Regions from separate parts of the Homo sapiens genome. Here all the other regions are linked to region 1. Evidence: read pairs that join two places in POLR2A ChIA-PET (ENCODE). Cell type or tissue: CD4-positive, alpha-beta T cell. All regions are shown on one strand. Links, peaks and the distances in the headings refer to the core of each region. The heading gives the core; the rest is flanking DNA.

The links. ChIA-PET counts read pairs that join two places held together with the same protein. Peaks named below come from ENCODE experiments on the same cell type or tissue, not always from the same donor. Only the 100,000 strongest peaks of a DNase experiment are listed, where the experiment ranks them.
Region 2: POLR2A ChIA-PET joins it to region 1 with 18 read pairs; 13 of 35 experiments call an interaction of 5 or more read pairs at or near these places.
Region 3: POLR2A ChIA-PET joins it to region 1 with 10 read pairs; 10 of 35 experiments call an interaction of 5 or more read pairs at or near these places.

What each region holds. Positions count from the first base shown.
Region 1 is chr11:128,499,013-128,509,667 of GRCh38, forward strand. All of the region lies in intron 3 of ETS1 (ETS proto-oncogene 1, transcription factor), which reads right to left. Among named protein-coding and RNA genes, the nearest start is that of MIR6090, 18 kb to the right of the region's middle. RefSeq lists an enhancer at 4,542-4,836 and a silencer at 4,542-4,836. In CD4-positive, alpha-beta T cell, for the core only: no CTCF peak of the experiment used is centred there; DNase peaks (open chromatin) are centred at 4,859, 5,659, 6,669, 6,919 and 1 weaker place; H3K4me3 peaks cover 4,938 bases; H3K27ac peaks cover 5,000 bases.
Region 2 is chr11:128,618,752-128,629,406 of GRCh38, forward strand. It overlaps LOC105369568 (a long non-coding RNA gene), which reads right to left and starts at 3,495. Exons shown (of 7, transcript XR_001748441.1): 1 at 2,954-3,495; 2 at 2,131-2,235; 3 at 1,953-2,023. RefSeq lists enhancers at 2,960-4,159, 9,523-9,732, a cis regulatory region at 5,412-6,298 and a silencer at 5,640-5,689. In CD4-positive, alpha-beta T cell, for the core only: no CTCF peak of the experiment used is centred there; DNase peaks (open chromatin) are centred at 5,780 and 6,210; H3K4me3 peaks cover 491 bases; H3K27ac peaks cover 4,409 bases.
Region 3 is chr11:128,300,222-128,310,876 of GRCh38, forward strand. LOC124902787 (a long non-coding RNA gene) reads right to left here. Exons shown (of 2, transcript XR_007062946.1): 2 at 2,106-4,254. Among named protein-coding and RNA genes, the nearest start is that of LINC02098, 97 kb to the left of the region's middle. RefSeq lists a silencer at 2,418-2,507. In CD4-positive, alpha-beta T cell, for the core only: no CTCF peak of the experiment used is centred there; DNase peaks (open chromatin) are centred at 4,870 and 5,588; H3K27ac peaks cover 4,944 bases.

The sequences.
Region 1 (10,655 bases), core at 2,208-7,207:
CGTCTCCATGGCTTTGCAGAGAACCACATTGCATCCTATTGGTTCTTCCCACATCTTACACTTCTGAATGAGGAAAACTCCTGCCCTGCCTTCACTAAAATTCTCATGACAGGATCATACGGCTTTTGGTACCAACATGACATAGGATAACCCCATCCAGGAAGACAATGGAGAATATCTGACAACTACATCTTGCTATAATCCCAGCTTCCACTAATTCTGGTTTACATAATAGCCTTTGAGGCCTCATCCTCTGAGATCTTGCAGATGCTGATGAATTGGGCTAACCAATTTATTTTAATTTCACTTAACTCCCACCTATAATTATCATTCCTGCTATTTGACTAGAACTGTATCTTTTAGAAAGCATTTTCTTGAATATTCTCATATGATTTTTCAAAACAAGCACTTGTAGTTATTATCTTTATCATGTAGGTGAGGAAACTGAGGCTCACAAATGTTTCTTAAGTGACTTAACTAAGATTATCAAACCAGTAAAGTGATATAACAAGGATTCAATCCCACATCTTCAGACACGCAAGCCACGTGTTTTCTCCCTGCACCTATTCACAGAATTAAAAGCAAATGAGGCAAAAATGATGGGGCATGATAACATTTCTTTTTTCATTTTCTCCAACATTTTCATTCTAGAAAAAGCTCTTTCTGTAGCAGGGAAGAACCTCAATCCCCGAGACTCTCTACCGACAGCAGGCTCCATTGCACGTCCTACCCAGAACTGGCCTGGTCAAACCTCGGCTCGGGGCCCACTTGGCACTTGGTCGGGGGGTAAAACAGGCATCGGGAGAGTGGTGCTGAGAATCACCAAGAAGGCCAGGCTGGGCAAGGTGTACGATGAGGAGTTTTCTCCATGGGCAAATGAAAAATCTGGGCAAACAAATGGAGTAGAGCCCGTTTATTTAGGCTGGAAGAGGTAAAGTTTTTCTGCACTTTTGAACTGTTTTCTCAAGGCCTGCCTCTCCCTCCCACGCAGGAAACAAACACAGAGACAGGCCTCTTCCAGTGAGGGCTTCAGTTGTTCAAAGTTAGCCCGGGAAGGGCAGAAGGAAGAAAGGCTTAGAGAAAGGAAGGAGGAACGGGGGCTAGGAAGGTGGTGCAGTGGCCATGGGGGTAGCCGCCAAGGGAGAAGGCTGGAGCTGGGATCAGACAGAGGAGGAGAGCTGGCCAAGAAGGGAGGAGAGAGGGAAGAAAGCAGGAAGCAGAGAAAGGGAATATTGGAAAATTGTAAACCAGAACAAAGAAACAGAATGCAGAGTGGCAATGGCCTGGGAAGAGGCAACAACCGACTCCCAATTAATGATGTTCAGAAAGCAACATTTTTTCATCAATTTTGAAAGGAAATTCTCTCTCAACTTTCTTATTTATTTATACATTATATAAATACATTTTTAAACCAAAAAAGGACCGTTTTTCCAATGGGAAAAAGTCTTGTTTGAGATGAAAGCCAGTCTTCAAAAACTTCTTAGAGGAAGCTGAAACCCCACATGTCTCGGTGCTACAGAAAGAAAAACAAAGTGGACATTCTTCCTGCGTTCTAAGGCTTTTTTATGCAGATGTGTTTTTCTTTTAATAAATAAATCTGGACTGAGAAGGAAAAAGCATACTCATACACATTCACACAGTGCAACTGTCTGTTTTCAACCCAGGGAAACCACAATGAAAAATAAGAATACGCAAGTCCATTTTCCCAGTACATCAGACAAGGATTCTCAATATTGGCAGCCACAGGCACTGAAGCAACACAGTATGCGTGCACACCCTGCTCCAGCTTCCAGATCCACAGAGGAGTACTTGATGATGAGTGGTCATGAGGGGCAGGGCAGGACCTGAAGAACGACCACCATACTTCCCCAGAAGTCTTCTCACTTAAGACATTTGGTTGCCCCATCCTTTTTGAGCTACACAATTTCACTTATAAGCCAAAATGATTATTTAAAAATGATTAGACACAACGAGTTTAAATCTGCCTTCTTATGAATTCTATCAATAGGCCCTTGCTTTGCTTGTTGAGAGATCAGCAGCACAAAGCAAATTTGTCCTTATCTGGCAGCTTTTCCCCTGCTTTCTTCCTCCTATCATCACTTCCGTCCAGGTTTCCAAACTCCGTGGTTCCTTCAACCATTCATGTTGGCATGGTTTTTGGCCACTCCCCTCGCTCCACCTAGAAGCATTCCTCTAAGCCTATGTTCCTGAAGAGCATCACAAGCATTCATAGGTGAACATCGTGCTTCTCAGAAGTTAAATGGGAACAATGAGATGATCATCTTACTCCATAAGCTTTGACTGGTGCAGACTAAGACAACACTGATCTAACAGCCTAACTACAAAAGCCACTCAAAGGACATTGCCAGGACCTCTCCATAGAAAGTGATACTGAACCAGTTCTGTACCTATTGACTGAATTTTATTAACTTCACAACAGGGCTTCACATTTATCCATATTAACTTCACTTTGTTTCGATCCATGTTTCTAAGAACTTTTTTATACCTTGAATCTGTGCTCATCCTATTAGCCATCATTCTCAGCTTTGCACCATCTGCAATGCACTAAGTGTGCTTTCTGTGTCTTTCTCTATTCTAAGCCCCTAATAAAAATGTTGAAAAGGCAACCAGCAAGTACTGATCCCCATAACATAACATCAGAGACCATGCATTACTCTGACACTGACACATTAATCAAGACCCGTTGGGTATAGTTGCTCAACCAGTTACAAATCCTCCTGACTTTACTATCATTAGATCCACATATCTTTGTCTTGACCACAAATATATCATGGAAAGACTCAGACAAAAGCATTACTGGAATCAAAATATGAGGTTACAATATTCAGTTGGTCTCCCACTTGTGGAGCCAGTTCTCCCCTCGAGTTTCTAAGCATCTGGCAAGTGAAAGGTGGCTGATAGTACAAATGGTTGAGCTGGAATTCAGACCCCTGTACAGTGAAATAAAGAAAGACAGAGAAAGGGGGTGGGGTGGAGAGAGAGAGAGAGAGAGAAAGAGAGCTGCAGCCACAGCATTGCTTTGCTTCTAGAAACAATGGGCAGTTAGAGAACAATGGCTACAGACAAAGTCTTGGTCTATTTATATCTGCCACTGTTAGTCCCAGACAGGAGGAACTGGAAGTCTGCCCTGTATGCACAGCTCCAACTGGACCCAAGTTGGGAGGAAGATGAGGTCACCAAGAAGGCTGCCTGCTTAGAAATGGGCTTCTTTTTTCTTCGTATAGTTGCTTCTTAGCCTAGAGGTTCTCTTAAGCTTGCTTGCCTTCTGCTAAAATACAGCCACTGCTGAGAAGGGAGAGATGAGAAAAGTAACTGCTGCTCTGCCCAGCCCAAAGCAATTAAGGCCTCTCTGTACAGAGGTTGCAGGAAGGTGGGAACGCCAAGGAAAAAATAACCAATCGATGGAGGTCAACTCTATGGTTTCTGAAACAACAGTCTTATTAGGTCTGTTAATTATACATGTTTAGGAGCACTATAAAGGAGCTTTTCCCTGGGAAAGTTCCCTCCTCATTTCTTTGGAGACAAATAAAGAGGCCAAGAGCTGAAATTCACAGATATGTATGCATTACATCTCAGGGACAATCTCTTCTTCCCTTTATTTCAGCCCCTTTTTGATGGTATCTCTATTTTCTGGAATTTCATCTTTTGCTCTAACATGGCTTTGGAGAGATACTCAATTTTAATCCTTCCCAAACTGTGTTACTTGTATCCTTAATCCTCCTACAGCCTTACTAAAAAGAGCCACCAGTAGATTAGCCTGTGACAGACACCAAACTGAACATGAGGAGAGCCTGGGCTGGGGAGGAAGGAACAGGGAGGGAGGCACAGGCCGTGAGCCCCTGCAGGCATCTCCTCCTGCATGCCTTCATTGTGAGTTTCCACCGACAGCCCTTAGCATTAATGCGCAACCAACAGTAAGCAACTGCACCCTCTGGATCCAGTCCAACCTTATAGCCTTAAGAATCCCACGTGCAAAGCTGGAATCTCCCAGAGGCAAGAAATTCAGGGCTCAACAAAGAGATCCCCTGAGCAGTAACTTCAGATTTCCACTCATGCCTCAAGTTCCTGTCACTAACTTCCCACCTTGTTCCTGGAAAACCAACATGTAAGGAGATATACAAATCTAAATAAGATTTTTTTTCTCTTTTTCCTTTAAATAGCTTAAAATATTTTACAGACAACATCCCAGATAATGTCAACCCATTGGGAGGGAACTAGTAGCAAACAGTTAAATGTTTTATAACTTAAAATTTTAAGCACAGAGCAGGCACATGCTGGATACTGCTAGGGCCAACGAACCCTAGGAGCCAAGAAATGGTTAAAAGGGATGCATCACGTTCCTTCCCCAGCCCCACATGCTCTTCATCAACTTCATAAGTGTGTCAAGATGCTCAGGGTCCAGACCATCTGGAGGGTGCGCTCATAAACTTGAACTACCAGGACAACAGATAATGTGCACAAGCCCATAACAAGCAAACATACTAGTACATCTTTCATGCTATGCAAATGGTGGAGACTGAAATTCAGATGAAACATTGGACCACCTAAAATAGACCAAACTGTGAAGATCTAAGTGAGTGATCTATAGGTCACCTGACCTGGTACGGTACTTCATTCAAACACTGCTTCCTTGACTCCTCCCCTATCCCCTGCTCCCAACAGACTAATTATTCCCTTCTCTAAGGGCCCTGCTGAATCATCCCAGTGTAATTCACAAGAGCCACATGGGAACCACATGGTAGGAGTCAGGAGAAGGCAGAGAGACACACATTCTTACCCTAAAGCAAGGCTGACATCAGAGAAGATGCAGAAATCCCCACCCTGAGCATGTTGGTAAGCACATGAGATGGCCGTCCCTCTGCCTATCACAGGCTCCAAAAAATACCAGCACGCCAGCTAAACACACCAAAAACCGATGGTGCCGCCCCAACATGGCACATCTAATGGAATTCAGGCCCCACACAGTGCAGTAAATCTAAATATATGTCCCTAATGAGGAGTCAGAAATCCTGAGACTTCGGGGATTTAGGCAATAATTGTGGGGACCCAGCTCAAGTTTCCTGCACTAAAAAGGAGGGGCCTAGAGAGATAAGCTTTGAAGGGAGCATGCTTATGCTCCCTAAACCATTACGCTCACTGCTAAACCTATCATACGAGCCTACTCCAAGGTTTGTGTAGACCTACCTAATCTATAATTTTGGCCTCTATATCTCTTTGGCTTTGGCCTTTTTTATGGCCTGGAGCAATAACTATCAGCCCGAGTCCTCTCCTGGTGTGTTCACACATTTCCCTGCCTCTGTCCCTCTATCCCGCCCTCACTATAGCTATAGGATGCATAAAGCCTTATCCAGGACCAAAAAGCAGAAAAGAGGAATTTACAGAATTTGCTATAAAACTTTAACAACTCCTTGGAGGGATGTTCTCTTTCCTTGCAACCAGACATAGTTATAAAATGGATGAAAAGTGGAGAGAAGGAGGAGCCAAGCTCTGCCACTGGTCAGGGGTCTTACACTATTCCTGGAATACAGAATTAGAAGACGCTTTCGATGTCATCTAGTTCAAACCTTTTCTTTTACTGGTGGGTAAAATGAAGCTCAAGGTGACATCAACTTGCCTTAAGTCACTGGTTACTAATTCTAGAACTCTGGCTCCCTCTCAGGATTTTTTTTTCCTCTACATCATTGCTGTTTACTTACAACAGTGGACTGGGAGGGAGAGGCTTTCTCCTATATCTTCACTACTATCAAGTCCTGGTTCATCATTCTGGATAAACACTACTCCTCCCCAAGTTATTAAGAATCACAGAGGAATGAGCCATCCAAAGATCTAATAAATATGATGGGATTTTACAGATTCATGATGCTATCCACTCCTATTTCAGGTTATAAGTCTGGAATACCAATGGTCAGACTCTAAGGTGGAAAAGCTTCCTCCTAGCAAAGATCCTTGTTGCATACCAGGGATATTAAGCAACTTTCAACAGTCAACTCCGATAGCATGATACCATGGTGTCTGATGGCTCTGAAATTTGAGGGTGCTATTCCTGTCAATCCAGAAAGAGTGAAGACTGCAGTTAACTTCAGTGATCTATGAACCTTTATCTAAAAAGCACTGAAAGGCAGAGTGCCTCATATCATTTAAAGGTTTTACACCACTACCCTTCTAGTCCTGCTGGTATTCCAAATAGGGTCACTGAGCCATGGTGATAGGGTTGAGGGAATACAACAAACCCCACTGACAAAGCCAGAACTTAATATCAGGGGCACTGGCCAGTAAGTTGAATCTGATCTATCTAATTAATGAAGCTATCTGTTGACCCCCAGAAAGGCCATGGCCTGAAGTAACACAAGCAGCTCTAGTTGTGAAGGCAAATGCAGTCGGAATGCAGAGACCTAAGGGTTCCAGGAAAGATCCACCTCATTGTGATCTCTTCTAGACCCCACAGATTTTTTTCTTCTCCTTCCCAATGGGCTTCTCTTTAATGGCCCCAAACACCCAATCTTCAGCATTCTATTGTTCCTGCTGCTGCCCCAGAGTCTCGCCCACACGGACCCAGGGCAGACAGCCTCAGACGCCTCTCCCAGTAGCAAGCCCAAGAGGGTGGTAAGTCGCCAGGCAGACCCAATCTCCAGATCAATGGGCGAGACCAACCAATGGGTGGCGAGCAGACAAAAAGTGATCAATGCAAAAGGCGGAGGGAGCTTAAGCCACTCTCCATCTGCCTGGGTAGGTGAGAAAGGGAGAGACTGGGATGTGCAGCCCTCATCCGCTGCTAATAAATGGCTCTGCCTCATCAGGAAGCCATTAGGAAATTGCAGCCACCACAGCCCCAAGCTCCCCGGACTGAACTGTCTGCATGCAGCTGGTGAAAGCGCTCATTATCTCTGTCCAGACGACACTAGCTCACTACACAGTGGAGCCTAACCAATGAGCCCTCAGAATAAACCCTGGGCTTGAGTGGTGAGGAAGGAGGGACTGAAAAAGTCCCTTGAGATTGGGGAGATGCAGCGCTCCCCCAGGTGTGTGCTCCAAGCTCCAGATCAGGAATACGAGCCCTTCTCCTCACATCCCAGCTGGACAGCATTCTTTTTTTCAGAAAGAGCTACTGACTGCTCATGAGCATGGGGCTTCTTTTGGGAGTGATGAAAACATTCTGGAATTAGACGTTGATGATGATGGCACAACTCTGTGAATGTACTGGAATGCACTGACATGTACACTTTAAGATGGTAAATTTTATGTTATATCAATTATATCTCAATTTAAAAAAAAGTAAATGTTAGAGAGAGAAAGAGCTACTGGCCCACTGCTATGAGCCCAACAATGAATACCTTGGTGATAGATCCCTCAGGCAGAGTTTCCCTCTAGTGGGAGAAGCAAACACCGCCTAAGTACAGAAGCAATAGCTATATGCTCACAACAGACGATGAGTGCTGGGATCACGGCTGAAGCGGAAGGTTTTGCAATGCAGAGTGAGTGAACTAGCGGGGTCCAGAAGCACTAGGGGAGGGGGTAGGAAGGAGTGCACGTAAGATGTCCTGGGTGTAGGGCGTGAGGGACAGAAGGCGGGCAAGGTGTCCAGGATGGCGCCCCTGGCAGTTGGTGGCATTACTGAAAGGGAAGACGAGAGGATGAGATCTCCCACAGCCACCTCCGCCACCTGGAAATCCTTGTGAGATGGAAGCCCCGCGATGCTCACTGGGAGACCGACCGTGGGAGAGGCTGGGCACGGGCCATTTCCAGAGGCAGACACCTGGTAACTGCAATTTCTGGGACCACTTATGTGAGGACTAAAGAGGAAGGGCCACAGGTTCTAGGAGACGAACAAAATCCCTCAAGTTCCCTACCCTAAAGATGCTCCCAGAAAAGGCTGCCGAGTGCTCTTTTAAAGTGATATGTGCATCTTTATACTTACATACAAAAGATTCTCAAGGGGAAGAAGTCTCCATCAGACAGGGCTCTTTCGCCCTCCAGTCCCTGGTGGGGGAGACAGAGGAAAAGCTGATAGGGCGGTGGGGTGTGGGGGCGGTGAAGGCTCACTGCACAGGAACTGAGGAAGGTGCAGTCACAACACTGTGATGCCAGGGATCTTTTTGGGAAATTCTTTTCCAAAAGGGATCATGAATTTTGGCCCCTGGAATGCCCCAGAGCACCTCTGATTGGTTCCCTGGCCCTGACTCAGATCGAGCCGGGCTCCACCCTCCATGAGTAAATAAAGGCAGGGACGGAGGGAGGGAGAGGGAAGGAGAGGGAGCGGAGTGGGCAGACAGGAACCAGAAGGCCAGCGCTGGTTCAGGGAACACACCAGATGAGATTTCAGCGACGGGTGGTGTGGCAGAATTCAAGACATAATTCTCTGAGCCTTACACACCACTCCAGTTGGGATTCAGCCCTGCCTTGGCAGCCGGCTCAGTGCTGCTTTATAATATACTGAATTAGTCACTGGATTAGCAAGCACATTTACACACAGTGGCGCACAGCTGTTTAAAGACGCAGGATCCCCTTTTCTAGGTGCCAGATTCTGGCTATAAATCAACCATTGCAATCAGCAACCAGCAAACCCCAGAGGTGCATGGTTCCTGCAGACATCTTCCTTAGGGGAAGCCTGCTAGAACTGCGATGGCCATTTTCTGGGGACAGGAGGGACATCTGTGGCAAAGAAGGAAAGGTCGGTGGGCTTTTTCTGTCTTGAATCTTATTATCTTCAGGGGGCTGCCAGGTCTTCACTGACCTGGACCTTCCCGGCAGCAGCCTAGCTCAGGAAATGACGCCTGGGAGAACAGGAGTTCTAATCCTGCCTGGCTGTATTATCAAGTACAGAGTTTTTCTCCTAAACCTTGAATGGCTGGGTCACCTCCCAGAAAAGAAAAGACTCCAGGGCAAAGAGGACAGTACTTCAGCAATTAAAATAATTTTAAATCCTGATAACATCAATTCCAAAAAACTGCCTTGTTGAAGTGGCAAGGGCAATGTCTAAAAATAATGCTTTAGAGTTGGAATCATAACTCAAGCCCTAACTCACGTTCGGTAAGAATGCGTGAGAGGCATTTGAAAATAATTGAACTGGCCACAGGGACGGCTCTGGCCCACTTGGTTATGGAGGTGTCAAGTGGAAAATTTTCTGTAACCAGGTTAATAGTAACCACAGTTTTAACAACCGCTGAAGTAATAACAGCGACAGCAGCAATGAACTTTTGTACAGAATTTAGTGACCTACAAGATAATGGTTTATTGAGCTCCTGTGGCAATGAAAAAGTATAAAAGTTTTCACAGGAATTATCTCTAATCCTAACAGCCCTGAAAGCTCTTTATTATTACCTCCTTTGTAAGGATCAGAAAAGAAAGGTTTACAGAAGTTAAATAATTTGTCTAAGGAAAAATTAGTAAAGATCAAGCCTGAATTCAAACCCAGGGCTGTCTTACCTCAAAACTCTGCTCTTTCAAGACATGGTGCTGCCTCCAGTGAGGAATATCATTATAACCAACATAATGAAAGGGACGCTGTGTGATTCAGGGACTCAATTACTTACTATCAAGCACCCTAAATGTAAATCCCTCTCCTTTGTCTTAGAGGGCTTAGGTACCCAAAGAGAAATAGGGTTTATCTAAACTCTGTATCGTAAGATCATGGTAAAAAGCCTGTGGCATAAATAAATCCACCTGACAAATATAAGAACCAAGAACCAATTACTAAATAAGGCGAATTTCATTTAGGCTCCTCTAGAACAGGAATTTAGAGAAGATTCGTAAAGAGATTTGTGACTAGCTCGTGTAGGCAGAGCCTAGTGTGTATTCTGCACCAGCTTTTGGAAATTCAAGTATTACTTCCTTAGAACTTGTTTGCCCATAAAAACACTGAAAATATTTTCTTACGAACCAAGGCAGTCGGGGGCAACTGAAGACTTGCATCATCTTTGCTCATCACTCTCTGCCTGCACCATGCCACTAGGCAGATATTTTGATCAAAGCCAGGAGAAACCAGCGGCAAGTCACCCAGGGCCCAATCTCATTAAAAAAACTAAATCGCTGTTCGGTTCACCCAGCACCCCAGATCCTTTGGAGACTTTGCAGTCAGCCTGAAATTTCAAAGTTCTTTCATCAGATCATCCATTACAGAAGAGGATGGGTGGAAGGCATGGAAAAGCCACAAAGCTCCCTGCAAGAGAGACCTTCAGAAATCCAGAAATAGATTCTTTATTTTTAAAAATCTCCAATTGAATCAGAGGTTAACATTATGTCCACCGTGGAGATGCTGATTCATTCTGTGTGTGTGTTTACTTTTCTACAAATGTCCCTCTTGCATCAAGTAGCTTCAAGCCCTAGGCTTGTGCCTCTGAACATCCCCTCCCTGGAGAACTCTCAAGCTGGGGTGGAGCTCTCACTTCATTCCTCAATTGTCTAATCTGGAGAGTGGGGGCCAAAGCACCAATTCTGTACACAAGTTTAGTAAATTTGGCTAGCCACCTTTCATGTGTCTACTTTGGATTTGAAAATGCACCATGGAAATCAGGTGAAAATTTTTTTTTTTTTTTTTTTTTTTTTTACTTTCCCACTACTAACACATCCCAATGGTAGATATGTATAAGTGAAATGAGTGCGTTCTTCCTGCCCCTATAATGACAAGCCTGACAGAG
Region 2 (10,655 bases), core at 3,330-8,329, 120 kb after region 1:
CACGGACCTGGTAGGCAGCCCTGGTTGGAGGAAGCCTGGCCTGCCTCAACCACAAAGAGGCTGCTATGGCTAAAGTGTAAAGATAAGAATGGGCCTAGGCAGCTCCACTGCCAATGAAAAAACAGAAAGGCTGGGGACACAAAGACCGCCCTGGAAGCTGAGAGTGACCGAAAGCAATAGGCCTGCATACATGTAAAGTTGAGGCCTGCGTACGTGAAACCACCTAAGACGTGCAGTGACTCAGGAACAAAATGAGTCGGGCAGAGGAGGCCCACTGTGCCTTAGGAAAGGTGGGGAGTGAAGGAAGGTGGGCACCATGGAAACAGAGCCGGAGGACCCAGCTGGGTGCTGGGAGCAGCATTTGTAGCATCAGGGGATGCAGAGAGCAAGTCCAGGCTCTGCACTCACCATTGAGTTAGGCTGCGTACAGCCAATTTTAGCTCTGCATCCCAGACTGCAAAGATGGCAAGTGTTCAGGAAAAGGAATGAGCTCAAATAAGTAGGGGAGTCTTGGAGAAGGAAGTAGAAAAGGCTGGAGTTGAAGACGACCAAAGGATGGGTAAATGAGGTGGAGGGTATTCCTGGGTGGGGAAAGAAAAGCAAACCTGAGGGAGGGTGCACCCGGATTGTATAGGGGGCAGCTGGTCAGGGAGATGGGTCGGACATGCAGGGCACCGGGCAAGGAGGGCCTTTGAGTTCTTGTCAGGGGACGTCCATGAGAGGCCAAAGAGCACCAGTGGAGGATTTTGAAAGGTGAGCGGCAAAACAGTGTAGGTGGGGGAGAGATTAATCCAACAGTGGTGGACAGCCCGGAAGGGAAAGAGGGGAGGGAGGCAAGTCAGGGGCCGCAGCAGCCTAGGCTGGGCAGGATGGGACTGAGGGGTGCACCGCAGGCAGGGGAGAAAATGCCAAGTCCGAGCATTTCTGAGCAGTAGCATGGACTGGGAGTGTCGGTGGAAAGCTGGCTCCTGGGTCTGAGTGACTGGGTGAAGGCAGGGGCAGTCTCTGCAGAAGGGCAGGCAGGGCTGGGGGAGGCCAGGAAAACAGATGGGGAAGGGGTCACTTTTGAGGAAACCCAATATACAAAATAAATTAAAGGGAGCTGCCCTGGTTTGAAAGTAGAGGCACTATGAGCCCTAGCCCTCAGCCCCCCACCCTCACACTCAGATCTCGAGGACTTCCCAGAACAAGGCTGGAAAGTCCCTGTTAGAGCAGCTGAAGATCATGGACCAACCCTGGGGCAGAGATCAGGGTCAGAGATGAAGATCTGGGGTCACCAGCATGGAGCTGATAACTAAAGACACATATGGCATCACCCAGAAGGACAGAGGCGGTGCAGGGCTGAGCGGTGGGGAGGCTCCCGCTAAGCACCCACCCTGTTTTGCCATTTCAAATGCCAGCTCCACGGTGCCACAGACACCATCTCCTGCTCAGGACTGTCCTTCCTGCACTGCCTCTCCTGTATCAGATTCTGTCTGACTCCATCTCTCCCTCCCTTTCTATGTGCCCCTGGTCCAGCACACAGCCAGCCTCCTTGTCTTCTTTGCTTCTTTCTCTCTTCCTTCTCCCACCTGCACAGGCACCCGTCCATCTGGGCTCCTTGCTTTAGACTCTCTGAAGCTTCCCACCGCCACTGCCCCCTCATCAGGTCTTTTTGGGTGGCATTTCTGATTTATTTTTAGCCCCTGTGCTATCCTGAGGATGTGAACAATATTCCTGAGTCATGATTTTGCACGGAAACAGAGGCAGACACTCCCTGCACATCTCTGAAGATGGCTTATCAACCTCTCGCCAGGCCTACAGGGGAGAGAGCTTTATCTGACAGTTCCTCTTCTGGATGGACGTTTTTCCTTCTTCTCCTCCACCTCCAGCTCAGCCTCCAGCTGCTCCAACCCAGCGGGCTTCAGTCAGAGAAGCCAGCTGTTCTGGGGCAGCAACTTGAGCTAACTTACCCGTATCCACATCACATCCTCAGCAGAGTTGGCTTCAGGAAAAAGGGATTGTGCGAAAGCCTCTGGTGTTTCTGTTATTGAAAACAGAGAGCAAACCAGTTCAGAGAATGAGCAAGGTGAAACTGTTTCTAAAGAGTCCTGTATTGGGGGCCAGAGACTTGGGTTCTAGGCTTGTCACCTTAAACAAATCACTGAATTCCACTCAAGGAGTATTTTCCAAATCCCTCCTCTCTGCGAGGCTCCAGCCTGGGTTCTGGTTTCACTTGAGTAAAACAAGCTGATCCTAGTAAATCATAATAATGGCTGTATTTATTGAACAATTACCACATGCAATGCAACATACTAGACACTCAGAAACACTGACATTTTTCACAGGAAGAAACTGGATCTCAAATTGTTAATGAAGTGGTATGGCCAAGAAATCCGGATTTAAAATCATTTTGGTGTCATCAAATCCCAGGTATATCCACTCCAACTCTCTCTTTCTTCCTGGGCCTCTTCTAGCCCCAATCGTTACCTGCCCCCATTGCAGAAGAAAGAATAACCAAATCTTAGACAATTACCCACTTGCCAGGTGCCCCGGCTGGCAGGGTAAAATTCAGTGTTTGGGGAGCTCAGAATGATGAGGGATTTGGAGATCCTTCACGCTACGGAAAACAGTCACCAAGCAGGACCCCATGCTTGGCTAAGCCTGTGAAATATCTAGACATAAAACATCTCTGCCAGCCAATGCTCCCAAATGGAGAAAAAAACATTTTGTGTCTGTGGCAAGATTTCACCCAATTCTATCATCCAAATTTTTAAAAGTAAATTCATTTGAATTTTGTCATGTAGTATCCAATGCGACAGGATCATCAAGTGTAAGATTACAGTGTCAAACCGGAAAGACCCAGCTTCCTGGCCCCTTCTCCCATGTCCTCTCTCTCTCTGTCAATCTCTCTCCCTCCCTCCCTTTTCTCAACAGCAATGCGCTTCCCCCTCCCCTGGCCCCACACACATACCTTTGGCTGCAGCTTGAGAACCACTGCTTGCCTTTTAGATGCTTTGTGATTTCCCAATAGAAAATATAAAACGATGTGCAAATTACATGGCTGGGGTAAGAGGTGGGAAAGAGAAAGAAGTCCTGAATCAAACTCAGAGACTAGTTTCTTCCAGATGGACGTGAATAATCCCAAGGGTGTTGCTCAGAGAGGGGCCGGTCTGCTGACCATGATGCAAGTCCTGGGACCCGGCTGTTCCCTGTAGGATATTAGTCACTTCATAAAACCTCTAGGCCAGTTTCCCAGGCTGTGGGGCCCTATAGGCAATTTCCCATAGGGTCTCAGAGCCTGAGAACCTGTGCATCTTACTGCCTGGTGGTCGGTTCATGTTGCAGCAGATGTGATTTGCCTCTTGAAACATGACTTCAGCAAATGTCTCAAGACAAAGCTGTAAACTTTCTTAACTTCTCTCGCAGAGGGAGCTCCAGGACCCAACCCAGCATCCCTCCTTCTGGCCATGACACGTGTCGGAGCCTGGGGAAATACAGAGCTTTTGCCTTGAGGAAATGCCACACGTGTGTTTCCAAGAAGCCACACGCTGGGAGTTCCAGGGATGTTCTTGGGGCAGATGAACGGACAGCAAAGAGCTTGGAGCAGGAAGTTCGGTCCCCAAGGCACTTCCGAGAGGAAGCTGAGGAGGGAGAAGCGTGGACTCGTAGGTGGCCAGATTCAGAGGTCACTCAGCACGAGTCCCTCCCACAACACTCCTGTCTTGCAAGCCTTGGGTCTTAGCTGAAACTCCACCTTCCCCTCCCCAGCAACTGATTTCACCCTTGGATTCCTTTCTAGGTTTTAACATTCTTCAGCAGCTGACAATCACATGGCAGGGCAGGGTGGTAGGGATATCTCATCAATGATGGAGTAAGGAAACACACTTATTCATTATTCACTAAGTCTATCAGCCCTAAAGGTTTCTTATTTCCAAACAGGAAGGAATTCAGATTTAAAAGAGGGAGAGATCAGAATGGATGACGATTAGAAGAAGAGAGGAAGAGGGAGGCAATGCAGCCAAGACACCAGACCAGGAGGGGAAGAGCTCCAGGCATCAGATATCTGTGCTGGGCGGCATCGCCCGACCCACAGGTGAGCACAGGTCCAGCTGGGGTCTTATGAAGAATGTTCTTGTGTGGACGTGAACACAGTCAGCGATGCTGTAGAGGTGACTCCCTGGACACACTCCCTTCGGGTGGCCCTGATCACCAGCCACTTGAGTTCTTGTGTCTGTGTCTTGATCTATCCCCAAATGATAATAGCAGCTTAGGATAAAGCTAAAAGCATGCCTCCTAAAAAGCAAAACTGGTATTTTCCTTCTTGATGATGAAATACATAAATGTGTCACTTTGTAGTGAAAAGGTGATGCCTCCGTAATCAGAGAGGTCACCTTGAGGCCTGAGTATGTAGTTTGAGGCTGAGGGCACAGCCGTTTGTTCCAAAAGCTCCTTGCAGTTTTGCTGTTGCTTAGGTTAGGTGGTTGTTTTTACTTTTTTTTTTTTAAACTTGTTTTTGTAGTGGCATCAATGTTCACATTCTATGAACTCTGTCCCCTAGAACCCAGACATCTTTTCTAGAAACCAAGATATTGTTTGCTTCCTTGAATTGTCTTTAGAAGTGCAGAATTTAGGAATTAGGAAAGTGATGGGTGGATGTCACCCTGCCCCTTGTGATTGACTCCTGAGAGTTCGGAGGGTACCACGCCCACCATTGACTTAAGCCGCTGTCTTTTCTTGTGTTTGTGGCCATCATTGCCCCAGCTGTGCTAAGGAGACCTGTGTCAAAACTTACATCCCACATTCCTGCTTTCCACAACCTATTACCTGCAGTGTTAACCCTAAAATGCCCACATGTATTGAGCTGGTCTTCTGCATTTAAGGATTTATCCCCCGTCCCCCAGCACCTCTGTGTGTAGGGGTAGCGTTCATAAACCTGAGTTTGCCTTTGTTTTCTGCCCTTGTTAGACCCTGGTACATGCAACAGACTCAGATTTATATTCGTTGTAAAGTTGTAAAAATATTATGAAGTCATCAATTTTCCTTCCGTCTCCACATCGCTTAACATCTGATTCACAACTTAATGTATGTCCCAAAAAAAGAAAAGAAAAAAAGGTTGGGGGGGAGCAAAGACAGGCTCTTTATCACTTAAAAGCAATAAAACTAGACTGTTCTACATTATATAATAATTAATAAATAAAATAAATAAATGTATCACTTTAGTTGTGAGGCAGTAGTGTCAGCTAACATAAAACTAACATAAAAACCAAATAAGATTTAAAAAAAAAGGAGTCCAGAATCTGGGGCCTTATCCTTTATTCCAACCCCCAAAGTCAACTGTCTACCTGCAGTATGGGCTCCTCAAATCCCTGGGAGGGGCTCTAAACCCACCATTGACCTTTCTTGAAGGTCTACCCAAGAAGCTTGACTCTGAATCAAAGAGTAAAGGTCAGGGCGAAGGAGAAATCAAGAAGCTTGGGAGAAAACAAAAAGAACATGCCCAGGCCATCCAGGGATCTAACTTGCCAAGTTTTAAACCAACCTTCTGAGCTCTAACAAAATGCACACCCCAGGGTATTAGGACTGATTTACTCTGGCCTGAGGTGACTTCCTGTTTTTGAAGAGAAGAGGTGGGTAGCAACTCAGAGATGGGTTCTGGGCACCGGTCGGCTTTGACAAAACAGTCCTCGCTTGACTTCAGCATAACTGGGGCAGATAGGGCGAGATAGGATTACTCCCCAAACAAGAAGTTTCACAACCAGGCAGGCCGCGTGCCTAGGAGAGCGGGCAGCGGGGTTGGGGGGTGGGGTGGGGGGATGCCAATGCAGGGGCGGGGCTCCCGGGCCTGAGAGAGAGGTGACAGGCACCGGTGAACTTGCAGGGTGACTGGCTTCAGTTGTCTTTTTTCAGCAGGAAACCAAAAAACAGTGCTAAAAGAAGGTGACTGAGAATCAGGAAGACATACTAGCTGCTACTGCCTGTTGCCGGCCTTCTTGCACTTACTCCCCCCATTTAATCACCAGAAGGGAACTCACAGAGGGCAGCAGCTCATTGCAGGGACCATAGAACTAAGGTGCACAATCAGCTCAGTAGGGCAACAACCCACACTGAATTTTTTAAGTAAGACCAAGTTTCAAATACCTCAGTCAATAAAAGCCAGCAATTAGACCACGTGTCCTGTTTCAATAACGAGAGTGAGGTTGCCACCACCATGGGCAGCAATAAAGTTGTGAGCTTGGCTCTGACTTTGCATCAGGGGTGCCCCCGGCTCGGCAACCACTCTACATCAAACAGCTCACAGATCCCCTCCTCCACTCACCCTTTTCCCCCCCGCAGGTGTTCTTTTTCTGAATAGCAACAACTACCACACCCCAGCGTGTTGTTTGTTCACTGGTGTTCCTCCATTTTACCTTGAAACACAAGAAAGCATCCAATAAATAATGGCTAAAAGAGTGAGTCAATGTAGGAATCTATTATCTACGTTTTTCCAGCCAAGCTTCTTATGAATAAGGCCCACGATCAGAGTTTTACAATTCTGTATCTTCTCGGTGTCCTGTACCCAGTAGATGCTTTAATAAACACGCACTGACAGATCAATTCCAGTGGATCCTAGGTCTGGATGAAAAGAAAGGAATAAAGGACAGGATCCCAGAGGGCAGGAGGGCCCACACTCGGTGATGCTGGGTGTTACAGAGAATGCGCCTGTCACCAGGATCCCGACACTTAGGGTGCTCACTCAACACCCCTGTGCCTGGACCTTGGCTTGCCTCAGCCCAGAGAATGCTGCCTGGCAGTCACGTTCCTCCCCCACCAACTTCTCTTTTCCTCGGACGCTCTGTTTACAAGCTTTCCCCAACCTACACTCAGTGTGACCTGGTCTCCACGCGGTTTCTGACATTCCCACACCTAAGTCCACCAGACCCACTTGCTCTTGCACCCCATTTAGAGATATGAAACCCTTGGTTTTTACCTAGCAATCAATCTAACTGCAGCTGACTTTCTCCAGGGGTGAATCTCTCTGACTAGGAAAGCACTATAAATTTGAGGGTGGGATAGGAATAAGACTGGAGAAGGGTGGAAAAGACCCAGTCATCTTACTTTTTTGTTCTGTCTAACAATTGCAGGTGCTTTCATACAAACCTGTTGCCCTTAGCAACCATCCCAAGGACTGTAAGTTAAGGTTTCCATTTCCATCCCACAAACAGAGCATGAAGGCACAGAAAGGTCAACCCTCACAGTATGCTGCTGGGGCACAGTCCTTCTGGCCCGGCTCCCACACACAGACTCCCTGTGCAGTTCTGTGGGGTAGTCCAACCCAGCACAGGATCTGGGATCAGAGAGACCTGAGTCTAAATTATGCCACTGCTAACCTTGAAAAATGTATTTAAACTCGCTAAGCCTTGGTTTTTCTCATGTGAAAATTAAAAAAACGAAACATCTAGCTCACAGAGTGTGTGTGTTATTTAAATGAGATAGCAGCAGACACAAAATGCCTGGTCTGCATCTAGGCATTGCAGATATTTGATAGGGCAAAAGTCAGCATGTAAAACTGTTTTTTTTTTTCTAGAATGCCAGGCACAATACCAGGTTCAGCAAAGCTTGCAAAAATAATACTAGCCACCAAAACGAATGAGAAAAGGGAGGACAAAAAAGGAGAAGAAAAAGAATTAAGGTAATTAGTCTATTTGCACTAAAATAATAATTGTAACAGTAAGTAAGCTAGCTGCTATTTGGATGGCTGGAAAGTTGTTAACCACAACATAATGCAGTGATTGCTAATATATATATTACACAGAGGAAGGATGGAGGGACGCTTTCTGTATAGGAAGGCCTCACACAGTACCATCTGAAATGGGTCTTTATGGATAAGTTGGACTCTGACAAGGAAGGAAGAGAAATGTTAGGCAGAAGGACTCACACATCATAAGCCAACACCCTGCGTTTGGAGGGGGGCTGAAGCAGGGGCCGCCTAGGGAAGTGTGCGGGAAAGAGACTGGGAAGGTAAGAGGGGCCATACCATGAAGGGCTCGGTTTGCCTGACTGAGAAATGAGACTTTATCTCTGAGGCCTCAGAGGTTCCCAGTAGCAGGAGGTGGGGAGACATGACCATATTTGCTTTGGAAAGAACTATGGTGGCTGGGTAGGGGACACAGAGGAGGGGAAGTTGGAGCAAGGAGACGATTAGCAGTCACTCCAAATAGGAAAGTCACACATGGATAAATGGCACCATATGGCAAAAACAGTGAAATCTTCAACGTCAAAGGTGAGCCCCAGAATCACTAAAAACTAAATCCTAGGTTGGGTTCCCTGGCCTAGGCGATTCCTCCGCCTCTGTGCAAGAGTCACCATGAACCCTATCTCTGCCTTCCAGCTGCCGTCCAATCCAAGATAAAGGTGAGTAATCCAAAGGAAAGAGCCCCGAAAACCAAAGGGAATATTTATTTTAAGTAGTTTGACGTCTGTAGGAAGGGGGAAAAAAATCTACCAAGGCCTGAATGGGGAGCCATGACATTCACAGAGCCTAGCCATTGTGTAAAGAGAAAAGTTCCTCAAGATTATGTTTGTCCAAGAAATCAGACAGTTTACGGTCCCCAAGTCAAAACACTCAAGGATTGGAAGCCAGAGTTTCCTGGGCTGAACCCAGTTACTAACTAAAGTGAAAAGGAAAGAGTAATGAGATGCCATGAATTGTTGTTAAGCGGGTGGAGTTGGTTGCCAAGGCTTGAATCCAGCAGATGCAACAGCAGAAACTGGGGCTTGCCAGGCCCCCCGCCCCCGCCCGCTGCCCCACCGCCCACCCTGACCTGGCGCTGCTGGGGTCACTGTGACTGGACCTACTCACAGCTGCAAACACCCTCCCGCCATGGGACACGGGGGAGCTTGAGCCTGGCTGAGTCATGTAAGCCAGCCAGATCAGTGCCAGGCTCGCCCCAGAAATCAAAAGAGACCCCTCTCTTCTTGCTACTTGGGTGACAGTCTATACTGGTGTCCTGCAACAAATGACCACCAGAAGGAGCATGCCAGCCCTCCTTTGTCCTTATTGGAGGTGTTGTGAGAGGTGGGGGAGATTTTATCACCTATAGGAGAAGAGGATAAACCCAGGAAAACCGTTCATGTAAGGACAGTAGGGAGGAAAAGGGGAGGAGAGAGAAAGAATGACAGGGAGGCTGCCACGCCCTTCCAGAGCCTGCTCTCCTCCTTCCTCACCTAGCTCCTTCCACATCTACCCTAAATGAGCTCAGGAGCTGAACTTGGTTGCCCACAGAGTTCTTATCAGGACCACCCTGGCTGAAACACTGAGGGAAGAAATAGGGACAGCGATGAAGAAAGAGTGCTGCTTGACATTGCCATGTCCCATCTGTGCGTCAAGTCACTGAATGTGACCTGTTTGCAGTAAGTTAGAATCCAGCTGCCGCCTGAGAAAGAAATACACCAGGCCCCTCTGGGCAGGTTGTGTGTGTCTGGGGTTGCCCAGTGACCCTGGAGATTGCTCAGATGTCTCCCACGTGATCACACCCCGGTGGCCTTCAGAGAGGTATACACTCTGAATTAGGGCCACTGATGGAGTGGCAAGGTGTTTGGGGCTTGAAGATTTGCCAAAGTGTAAGTCTTAAAGATTGTATTTGTGGAGAGATCCTGAAATGTCTCCACATTTGGGAGATATTTGTGTTTGAGGGTTACAGAGCAAAGATTCTCTTATCAGCACAGCACGGGGTACAAGAATGGCAAGTTTAGCTCAGCAGTCAAAGTCATGAGAAATTCAGAGGGAGGTGTGAAATTTCTTCTTAAAACTGAAAAGCAAAAACATTTCACAAACAAACGAAAAAGGAAAAACCACAGCTAAAATCCGTAAACTATTAACTATATCTGTTTATTAACAACAACAAAAAAAAAAGCAGATGGAGAGCTTTTTCGTTAATAAGCTAAAAAGTTCGTGTTTTTGTTTTCTGTAAGCCTGTTTTAAAGAAAGCTCCATTTCTCATGACTGACCTTCTGAGAATAGAATGAGGTGTTTTCTGCAGTGGAGTCTGATTCTTTCATCACTACCGAAGAGCACTGAGTGATCACCCACACTGCATGGCAGAAAACAGAATGTACTGTTATACCGCATTGATGCCATCAAAGTGTTTGTGGAGTGTAAAATTAATATTCGGCTTATGAGGGTAGGCCGGGGGAGAGGGTGGGTGTTGTTTTGCATCCCACATCAGGACACCCTGTATTTAAACACACTTTGTGTCATCGAGGGTGCTTTCAGAACCCATGCACCCAGAACCAAGTTCGGCCGTCAGCCACATGGAAAGGCAGCACCCCATCCCTTCCCCTTAGCACTTCCTGACCCTTCTCCTTTTGCTTCCTACTCCTAGTTTTCCCCCTTCCGCAAAGAAAAGAGTTCTAAACCAGATCACAGTAAGACCTTAGGGATGAAAGTAGCCATCCCCTTCTGAAGGTGTTTGCATTCTACAGAATGGAAGGATTCTGGCCAGGGCTGCAGCAGGTAGTGGTGAGCATGAAGCCAGGAAGGCTAAGATCAAAATCGGGGACCCTGCGGGAGATTGGAGGGGACTTCTGAGTGTACCTCACATTCCATCAGATAGGCCCTAATCATTTTGCCAAAGGGAGGGATTTGAGGGGATCATAGCAAAGGTTCTCTTATCAGGACAGCCCCAGGAAGCCCT
Region 3 (10,655 bases), core at 2,594-7,593, 200 kb before region 1:
TTTTGCCTATCAAGATGACACTACTGACCCAATGCAAGTTAGGCTTCTATGCTAAGTAATTTTTCTAGTTGTGTTGACAAGTTGTCTTGAACCATCCAAGCCTCATCTTTTCTTCCCTGTTGATTAGTTGGGGATGAGAGACAGATGATCTTGGTCTTTGGAGAAGTGTTTTATTTTCTTGTATTCAAAACTAAATAACCCAAATGAGGCAGCTTTGCCCTCACTAATTTTGTGTTTGTACCCACTGAACCATCCTCTTGCTTTCATAGGAATGAAGGAAAAGAACAATTTTGTGATGGTAGCTGGAAGCCTCCCAGGTATGGAACTTGAGCAAAATGCTTCTAGGAAGCATTTGGAGAAAGATAACAGCAGGTAAAATGCCAGTTAGAGGGTCCACTTATAAAGAAGAAGTCACAATTTTGATGTTTTCACCCAGCTTTTCTGTGGTCTCTTTTTAAAAAAATAAAAATACATACTTTTGATAACTTACTTTCTCTTAAGTGATAAAGTTCATGTAACTCTTGATGAGGTAAAATATATCCTAGGATAATATTATTCTAACCTGATTCTAAATCGTATGTTTTTTAAAAAAAATGTTGTAGTGTTAGTCAACTTTGGAGATCTAATCAATATAGACAGCTCTGAGGAGTAGATCACTTCCCCTACATTTTTCTTATTTTTTTTAAGAGCAAGTGTTCTTAAACTATTAGGAAGGTGTGTGTCATGTCATTTTTCATCTGTAGCCACATTTCCTTTGAAATTAAAAGGAGATAAAAGTCCCATCTGTATACTGCTAGCAGAAAAAAATTGCCATGAACTTTCCCCAAAGACATTATGAAAAGCCTTAACAACAAGCATACGTGAGAAAACAGCACACAAAAACCTTGGAGTCAACCTAAATGTCCATTAATACATAATATGTATATAAATAAATACAATAAAATAATATATAGCTGTGAAAAATAGAGAATAGTTAAATAACATAGAAACATGGCCATACTGCACTGTTGAGTGAAATAGCAACTTGCAAAGCAACAATATGTTAGCCCAGTTTATAAAAACAAAAATACATGTGTGTATATTTGTGTGATATGTGTTGTGATACGTGTAGAGAAGGACAAACTCAAAAGATTCATACAAAGCATACCAAGACAGTTTTTTCTTGGTTGTAAGACTGTATGATTTTCAGGCTCTTTTTTGTTTTGCATTAAATTTTGACTATAAAATGTAAAATAAATCCTTGAAAATCAATATTTTAAATTTTATTTCGCAGTACTTGCACTTCACTGTAATTCTTGGTGTTGCTATAAAGCTGGTTATATTTACTACTATAATTGATTCTCAACATTCTGTCCCATATTCAATTCTATGTAATGATTCTTATTCTGACCAGGCCTTTTAATAAAGATGGTTGCCATCTGGCCAGTTGTATCATTTAAGTTTTATCTTCTGCTGCTGATCATCATTAAGCTTTAAAAACCAATACTTTCATTAATATTTATACTTTTTTAAATTTTTTCAAGGTACAATAAATCATTAATTAGCCCATCTTCACGGTATGTTTTCCCATTTCCTGGGCTATGTGATTTCAGTCTAGCTGCAGTGTCTTCAAACTGCACCTCCTAAAAGCAACAGAATGATTCAACTGAACAACTATTCAACTATTACTTGACTATCCACAGGTGCAAAACATGACACCAGGAAGAGTGGGAACGACACCAATAAACAAAAATGAGCCCCTGATGTCAAGGAGCTCAGTCTAGGGAGCAAGAAAAACACAGGCATAAGTAATCCCAATGCAATGATTTGAAAAGCAGTAGACAAGCACTCATTCCAATTCCTAAATGCATTCTGCACCTCTGCCAACTTCTTACAAAATGCCCATTTGCTTTATTCTTATTGACATATTACAGATTGGAAATGTCTCAGAAAGGGAAAGCATGATACTGTACATCTTCAATAGACATAAATGCTCAGAAAGCAGGGACCTGCTTATATTTTCCTATGATGGTGACTTATTAACTAAAATCCAACCCACCCGTTTGGGAACCAAATTAGATAAGTTATCTCTTTGTGTCATCCCAGTTCACTGGCTCACCACTCTCTGGACATATAAACACTCTGTTTTATTTCGCAGATGAGGAAATTAGAAGACGGGGGAAACTGCAGCTTGTCCTTTTCTCCTCAAAAGCCCATTTCAAAGTCCACATTCGATTGCGGGATTACGCTTAAGAGGTGGGCTTCAGATCTTCAGTTACTTATCCAGCTGCAGGATGCCCTGCACTCCAGTAGGTGTTTAGAGTTTGAGACTGGACAAGTGAAGAGTCTCAAGGCAGAGCTGACTCCACCTACCGTTACACTGTTGAGCAGATGAGAAAACCAGGCTTAATGTTTGTTACCAGTGTCTCTTCCTATTTCTTACTGTGTGACAATGATCGGTATCTGGTTGCCTTAGAGACTGTCAGACCTGGCATCTCTGCGTATCTGCAGAACACTCAGTGGTTTCTGAAAACAGGTGTGGCCTGGTTGAGTGTAGCATAGCCACAAGTTTTTTTTTTTTTTTCTTTTTTTTTTTTGTTTAGGTTGCTTTGACTCTGGTGGCTTTTACCAACTTTCCAAATGTCACTCCCTCTACCTCAGGGGCTATTTGTCAAAGTTATTGGTAAACTAGTTTCTTACCTGTTTTTTCTCTTTATTTTAAGAGATAAAATACTAGATAGAAAAAAAAAGCTTACTGAAGCAAAAACTGGTTTTAAGTGACAATTGTGTGTTCGTTGTGGCTTGCACTTTGACAATTAGTTCTGGTCCTCTTGCTGATGGTGTGGCTTTTGAGGTAAATTGCATGAAGAAAACCAGTTCTCATTTGGTAAGCTCCAGTGGGTTGCAGAGTTGAGGGAGCTGATACTATCACCCACCACCATATATTTGGCCTTACTGGTATAGAGCTAATGACCAGTAAAGGTATTGAAAGTACATGGGTCAGATTAAGTAGGAAAAATAGACCCTATTCAGCTATGAACATTTCTCCAAAAAAAAAATGTACAAAAATGGAACTATTTGTAGAAAGTCTTAAAAATCAATGAATTTAGAAAAAGTTGGAGAAGCTGGGTATATTTTGAATAGAGAAGAGATAGTTTAAGGAAGTCAAGAGAGCTGACTTCAAATATTCAAAGAATAGCATGTGAATGCACAAATAACCATAATCTTTCAGGCCAAAAAAGTGGGCTGACGGCTTAAAAGGGGAAATAATTTGATCCCAAGAAGGCAATCCATTCTAACAACAAGAGCACATCTCACAGCAGTGGAACGGGTACCTCGAGACAATGAAAATTCCCATCTCAGGAGCCAACACCAGGTGGTGATTTGTCAGGCTTGCTAGGGAAGGATTCTTATAGCAGGAGGGAGATTGGATGAGACCTCTAAGGTCTTTCCCAAGTATAAGATGCTATCTATCTAATTAATTGTCAGTCAGACTCTTAGGGATTGTCCTGGGCTCTCATCTCTGTGTCGTTGAACTATAGATTCGCTTCTTCCTAACTGTGAGATAATTGAGTGGATTCACATCTTTAAGTCAGCATTCAGCAGAAAGCAGTGATGGTGGAGAGATAAATCCCCAGACTTTCCATCTGATTAATTGCTGTCCCAGAGCCTTGGTTTGGGAAGATCCAGGAGACCATGAGGTTCATCAGAGTTGAGAGTTAATCCCACATGAAATCAACCACTTGCTTCCCCTGAGAAAAAAATAATAATAATTTCCTTTTATTTTCTGGGTGTTTGGGTTTGAGAATGGGTTTGATCTTTAGTGTTTTTTTGTTTTGTTTTATATTTGTCTATGTTTGGTTTTAGGTCTGGAGTTCCAAAATGCAACATAATAAACACTTGCATGTCCAAAGCACTTTTGTCTGTTTTGCTGGTGAGAGTTGAAAGCAGACAATCTGCAGTCAAGTTTTGGTGTCAGATCAGTCCCCTGTGTAGCATGTAGTCTTGTGCATGCTGCTTTATTTTCTGGGTCGCCATTTTCTCATTTCTGAAATGGAGTAAGCACCGTTTTATAGGTTTATAAGAATCCAATGAGAAAATACATGTCAAGGTACTTTCTATGCTTTGAAGCACCTTTCAAATTTTAGTTAGGGTTATTTAAGTTTTCTGAACTGTGTGTTGTGGTCAGTGTAAGATATAAAAAGCTCTCTTCACTCCTTGCATTAGACATTTTTTTTTTCTCAGAAGTGACATTTCTTGATCTTCCCATAGGTTCTGTAGAAAAACAAATGATTGATTAGAACCATTGTTTTGGGTCTGCACTTGTAAGTAAAACAGAACATGAGTGAACACCTGGAAAATTATGTCTTTCTCAAACTTTCAACTCTAGGTTGGTATAAAATGACCAAATAGGCAAGCAGCAGGAACTATTGAGTTTCATTAAGCAAGGCTAACAACTAAGGTAATAAGCCTGGAAATTCACAGGAAAAGGAGATTCTCTCTATCAAACCCAAAGCTTTAAATCTTAGTGTTTATTAATGATTAGGATTTGACACCCCATAATTATTTTTGCTCTAGAGGGAAAATGTTCATAGAGAGTCCCTCGAACACCAGGCAGCAAAAGGAAACTCCCCCAGCAGAAGACAGAAAGCATTTCACAGAATGGGCTTAGCAGAGCTTCTCACGTGCTTGTGGAAAATAAAATGTGTGACCACACTGTACTAATAATCTCTACAAATAAGTATGTTGTTGCTTGATTCAGGCCTTGTGTGCATAACATTGTCTATATGTTTTGTTTTCTTTAAACAGAATCATAGAAGATAAGGAGCCACAAAGGTTCACTCTGTTTTCAAAGGTGCAGTCAAAATGTTACACTTCTAAACTGTGGCAACGAGACACACCCTGAAGAAAGAGAGCGTTACACCTTCACAAGAAAACAGAGAAACCAAGATACCTTGTGATGTCTTGTACATACCAAGAAAAATATGTCCTAACCTTGAAAGCCCATTTTGGGTGTGAGTGGAACCACATCATTACAAAACCAAAAAGCTGTATCTTTCTCATCCACTATACCCCTTCTTTTCCAAATGGACACCTGAGACTTTGAGCTACTTCATACAACAGAGTTTCACACTGGGACCTCCCACGTCTACCTGCATTTCAGGCCCGAATCTTTCCTGGCATCAGATTTATCATCAAGAACCTTTCTGTGGTTCATTTCTTGGGGCACAATTCTCTCGTGATGGGGACTAATCCCGTCAAATCATCCATTTTTGTTAACATTAATTGTGATATCCATTCCAGGTATCTGCTTTGTGTATAAAAAGGAAATTTCTGAAGATACAGCTTTATGTGAAAAGGAGTGATTTTAGTTGCAGAGGTTTCATACATAATGGGAGGCTGGTGAAAAAGATTATTCCTTGCTGAAAAACTCTGGAAAAATCATGCCATACAGAAAGCTGTCCACATGGCCTATGCATGGATTCAGTGCTGTGGGGGAAGGACATACTCTTTACACTTTTACAACTTCCTGATGTGAGTGGTTCACTCACAGGAAAAGGGGCAATGCCTTTGTACTGACACTTTCACCCCAAGTTTCCAGCCTGTGGAGTGGAAGGTAAAACTAAAGGCGGGGTAATCAGGCCATCATGAACAAAAATAGAAAATAGTGTCTTGGCATGCAAATACTGTGAATTTCATTTCTCTCTCTCCCTCTCTCTCTCTCTCTCTTTCTCTGCCCCCCATCCCCCAATCTTTTGAACAGTTCCAATGTTACTAGTATATAATTATGACAACTGGGCTTAAATTGAATACTAAGTTAATGCATTTTGACACTCTATTATTCATTAACTAAATTTCAGTTATTTAAGCATGAGATTAACAAACACTTTTGAGCATCTACTATATACTAGGCATTATGATGATTACTGGGGATATAGAGAGACCAGATGTGGTCCTTTCCCCAAGGAACTTACAGTCTACTGGACAGATAAAAATGAACAGTAAATGAAAATGCAGTTGCCCTGAACTCAGGGTACTATGGGAACTTATGGCAGAGATATCCAGTATAGTCTCACAGAGTCAGGAAAAGCTTCATGGAAGGCCATGATGTATGTGTTGAATCCTGAAAGAAACAGAACAGGAAAACCTGCAAAGAAAGACCAAGGATTTGCATTCTTGGCAATTAACCAGCCTAAAGGTAAGAGATATCAGGGTACCTGAGGGGAACTGTGAGTTTCCAGCTTGACCAGACACAAATAGATGAGGGAGAATTGAAAGACAAAGTCTGGAGAGAAAAGCACAGGGAAGATTAGATCAGATTTTGCATGTTTTTTGTATCATTTCCAGCCAAATGCCTGGTCGGATAGACCTTCTCAGAGGGTATGGCTTGAATGACTAAGGACACAGAATTATAATATTGTAAGGAATTTAGAAATAACTTAGTATTAACACCTACCCTCTGTGCATAAGTACTCTGTACAACATCCATACAGGTACCCAGAGCCTCTTCATTACCTTTGGAGGTAAATACCTCCAATGAGCAGGAACACACTATTTGGCAAAGCAGCGTTTTCCCTCCCAGTCTAAGAGCCTGTGATGTAACTGACCTTTCTTTAAGGAAAGATGATCTTATGGTCCCTGCCCTCAAGATGTTTACATTCTAATGATTGTGTGGCTTATCCATTAATCTGAAAAGAATCACAGATAAAGTAGATAATAACATAGACTAGGAATTAGCATTACCAGGTATTTCAGATTTGGGGATTTATTTCATCTTATTTCTGTGACTTAGGATATGATAGAGGACCAGATACAGTCCCTGCCATCAAAACCCTTACGATACAAAGGCCAAACATATAAGTAAGCATGTAGGCTGGGTGCGGTGGCTCATGCCTGTAATCCCAGCACTTTGGGAGGCCGAGGCGGCTGGACTGCCTGAACTCAGGAGTTCGTGACCAGCCTGGGCAACACGGTGAAACCTGGTTTCTACTAAAATACAAAAAAAATTAGCTGGGCATGGTGGTGTGCACCTGCAGTCCTAGCTACTTGGGACGCTGAGGCAGGAGAATTGCTCGAACTCAGGAGGCGGAGGTTGCAGTGAGCCAAGTTCAAACCACTACACTCCAGCTTGGGCGACAGAGTGAGACTCCATCTCAAAAAAAAAAAGAAAAAAGTAAACTTGTAAGGACACTTTATATAATTGATGTGTGTGAACAATATGAATGCATGTGGACACTGACCAACTAAAGTAAAGGTAGTTCAGAAATCCTGGGCAGTTCCCATTAGGGCTGCCTGAACGGAGGCTGGGAGCACAGAAAGGAGATGGAGCTACAAAACACATAAATGTAAGCTACACAGAAAAAGGGTCAATTAAACAAATCTTGTTGACTCTGGAGTCTGGCTCTGCATCCCTTTTAAGTGAAGGCCAGGGGCTTCCCACTGGGTTTAGGTTGGAGCTGGCCTGCAGGATAGATTGTGTACTGGATATCATGCAATCAAATCCTATCTGGAGACCTATTAACGGGCCTCATGTGGTGTTTTTCATAAGGAAAATCACCCTCTGTTATTTAATGGAGGTCTGTAGACTTTGAGTCTGTTTTATAGTGGGGATGTTCTTTGTAGATGACAACTACAGGGATTGGAGACATTACTTTAACCCAAACACTGTGGCAGCTGGGAAAGGAAGATTTTTGGAGGAAATGAGACTTGGAGAACACATCACATCTCATCATATAAAAAGCTGTTCATAGATTCTGTTCTGCACCTTCCTTTATTCTCACGTTGCGTATAAGTTACTTGCGGATATTCTCCTCCAGATCCATAAATTGTAAGTCAACTTCCATTTTAGGTTTCTCAGACCAAGTTTGTGTGGTCAAAATTAGCATGGAGTTACAAGCTCTTAACTCTGTACTTCTGCCTCAAGGGAACATGTTTTTCTGTAGATATTTAGAAAACTCAGCACTCAGTTTGTGCTTCACATTATGGGGTTCCCTTTTCTTCTCAGATAATCCAGGTCTTCCACCTTGGTGTTTCAGGACTATCATTATTTATACATTTTAGATTACACTGCCAGACCCTAAGGTTGTTCCAAGAGCTCTTGGCTGCACTGGACATTGTATTCTTTTCCTAACAGTGCTGTAAGAAATGGCCAAAAATTAGTGTTTAAAGCAATGTAAATTTACTATCTTCTAATTCGGAGTCAGACTTTCTAAAATCAGTGTGTTGGTATGGCTGCATTCCCTCTCAGTGCTCTAGGGGAGGACCCATTTTCCTTCCCTTTTTAGGTTCTTGATCCTATGTGCATTCTTTTGCAACCCTTGACCTGTGGCTTCTTCTTTCATCTTCAATGCCCACAGTGTATCTTCTTCAAATTTCAAGTCTCTTTCTCTTCCTTATTGTCTCTCATTTTTATAAGGCAAACAGTAAAAGCATATGGTCTCACGCCTTCCAGCCAAAACATAATCATTCTGAAGGGCAAAATATGGCATACAAATATTTTACATGTGGCCTCATTCTTTGGCTCGGTGGCGTCTTTTCTTCAACTTCAGCTTCTTCAGGCCAATCTGTGGGTATTTCTAGACATCTGCAGGAAAGCTCTGGAATTCTTGTATGTTGCACAGTGTTCCTAAAGATTGGTCATGCTACAGATTGTGCAGATTGTTTCTGTACCAGCCAGTCAATCAGCCAACAGATAATCAAGAAATATGTATTAAGTTTCTATTATTATACCAGGTACTCTGCTGCATGTAGGGGATACAGTGGAGAATAAGACAGATGTTCAAGCGTTATCAACAGACAGCATCAAAAAAGCAAGCAGAGTAGCAGAAACTGAATTACGGCTATTTACTAGGCATATCTTCAAGAGCAGAATAAGCAGAATGCAAACTAACACAATGCAAAGGAGGAAAGATTGGAGTCTGCGTCTATAATAAAACTGCACTGCACTAGTTGTTCAAGAATAATAGATAAAAATTAAAAGACTTAGATCCTGCATTCAGAAAGTTTTCAGTGTAAGTGGGCAGACAGAATATTATACATAAAATGATAAAATAAGTTAGCCAATTATAAATATAAATCAAGAGCAGGAGCAAGGGTACGGAAGGAAGAATTGTCTAGCAAGGTGAGGGAGCAATGAGCTCAGACCTGAGGGACTGTTGTGAACAGTCATGGAAGGAGGCTGGAGGCTGCCACATGTAGTGGGAGTAAAGAAAGATTTGGACTTTCAACAAAGCATTTTCAACGCTAAGGAATAATCGCTGTTGGTAGGGCAAAATCATTCTGTAAAGTACATCTGCACGGGTGTTGACAAATCTAGATGAAAGTTGCTACATAGATATCAGGTGTGGTTACAAAATCTAAGCTCCTTGATGGACGGGACTTTGCTTTATTCACCATTCTACCCATAGAACTCAAACTACTGCCTGGCACAGAGTAGGCAGTCAGTAAACATTTGTTGGTGGATAAGTGAGTGAACAAATGCAGAGACAGAGGAATGAGCAGAGAATTGCACTTTGGACCAAGGACAGTAATAAATAGACCCCTCTAGCTTACCTCTCTGGAATGCAATACTAATCACCCAAAAGCAGGTTATCATCAATTTCCTTTGCCTACCTGGAGAGCCAAAGAAATCAAGGCCAGACATGGAGGGTCTTAAGTCACAGACACAGCTTGTCCCTGCACACCGGAGCAGGAGTGGAAGCTGGGAGGTCTTTTTATTACATACATCCTATAACAGTTCTCATGGGCTTGGCTTACAAATCCTACAAAAATAAGAATGAGTAAAAGAACTGGGGAGTATTTCTAGGAACTCCCTTGTTCTTCCAACACCCTACTCTTGTCTCTTTCAAGTGATCTGCTCCAATGACTGCCCCATGTGGCATAAGTCCCCCACCCCAGCACTGAGAGCCACAGTGTCGCTATTGGAGGAGAAACCTGAAGACAGGGGAACTGACAGAGACAAGTGCGTTAGACTAAATCCAGCGTCTAATGAAGTTCCACAGCAATTACTTGCCATGCTGTTTATGGAAACAGTTTCCTGTCTCCTTCATGTGGCCTCAGCAGGCCTTTCAGTATCTCATGCTTTGCAGAGTCCCTGTGAAATTTTCCCTCAGCCTTTCTCAGGGTGCTCCCATACACCTTGGAGTTTCTTTTAGCCAACATCTCAATCAACTGGGGCTTTGAAGATGGATTTTTGTTAATAAAGTGAATTATGTGACACTATTCTTCCACAGGACAATTTTTCATCTATCAGGCCAGGCCCTTGATGCAGGAGAAGGTGGCAGTGAAGGATCTGGAAGGGGCGTCTTTCTGTGTCTCAGCTGTTTCCTGGAAGTTTGCTCCTGGGCACCTCCACCTTTTCTTCACCTCTACCTTCCTTCATTAGGAGAAACCAGAATGGTCCCCGACTTCCCAGAGCAGGTCCCCAGCAAGGAGCAAAGAAACAAAATACAAAGTAAATAAACACTGGGACAAGAGGGCATGCAGAGTAATGATAATGTTGTGAACATGAAAAGCACTGTGGCCTCACTCCACATCTGATATGTTCGGATATTTTATCCCCTCCATTCGCATGCTGAGATGTGATCCTCATGTTGGAGGTGGGCCTGGTGGGAGGTGTTGGGGTCGTGGAGGTGGATCCCTCATGAATGACTCGGTGCCCCCTCATGGTAATGAGT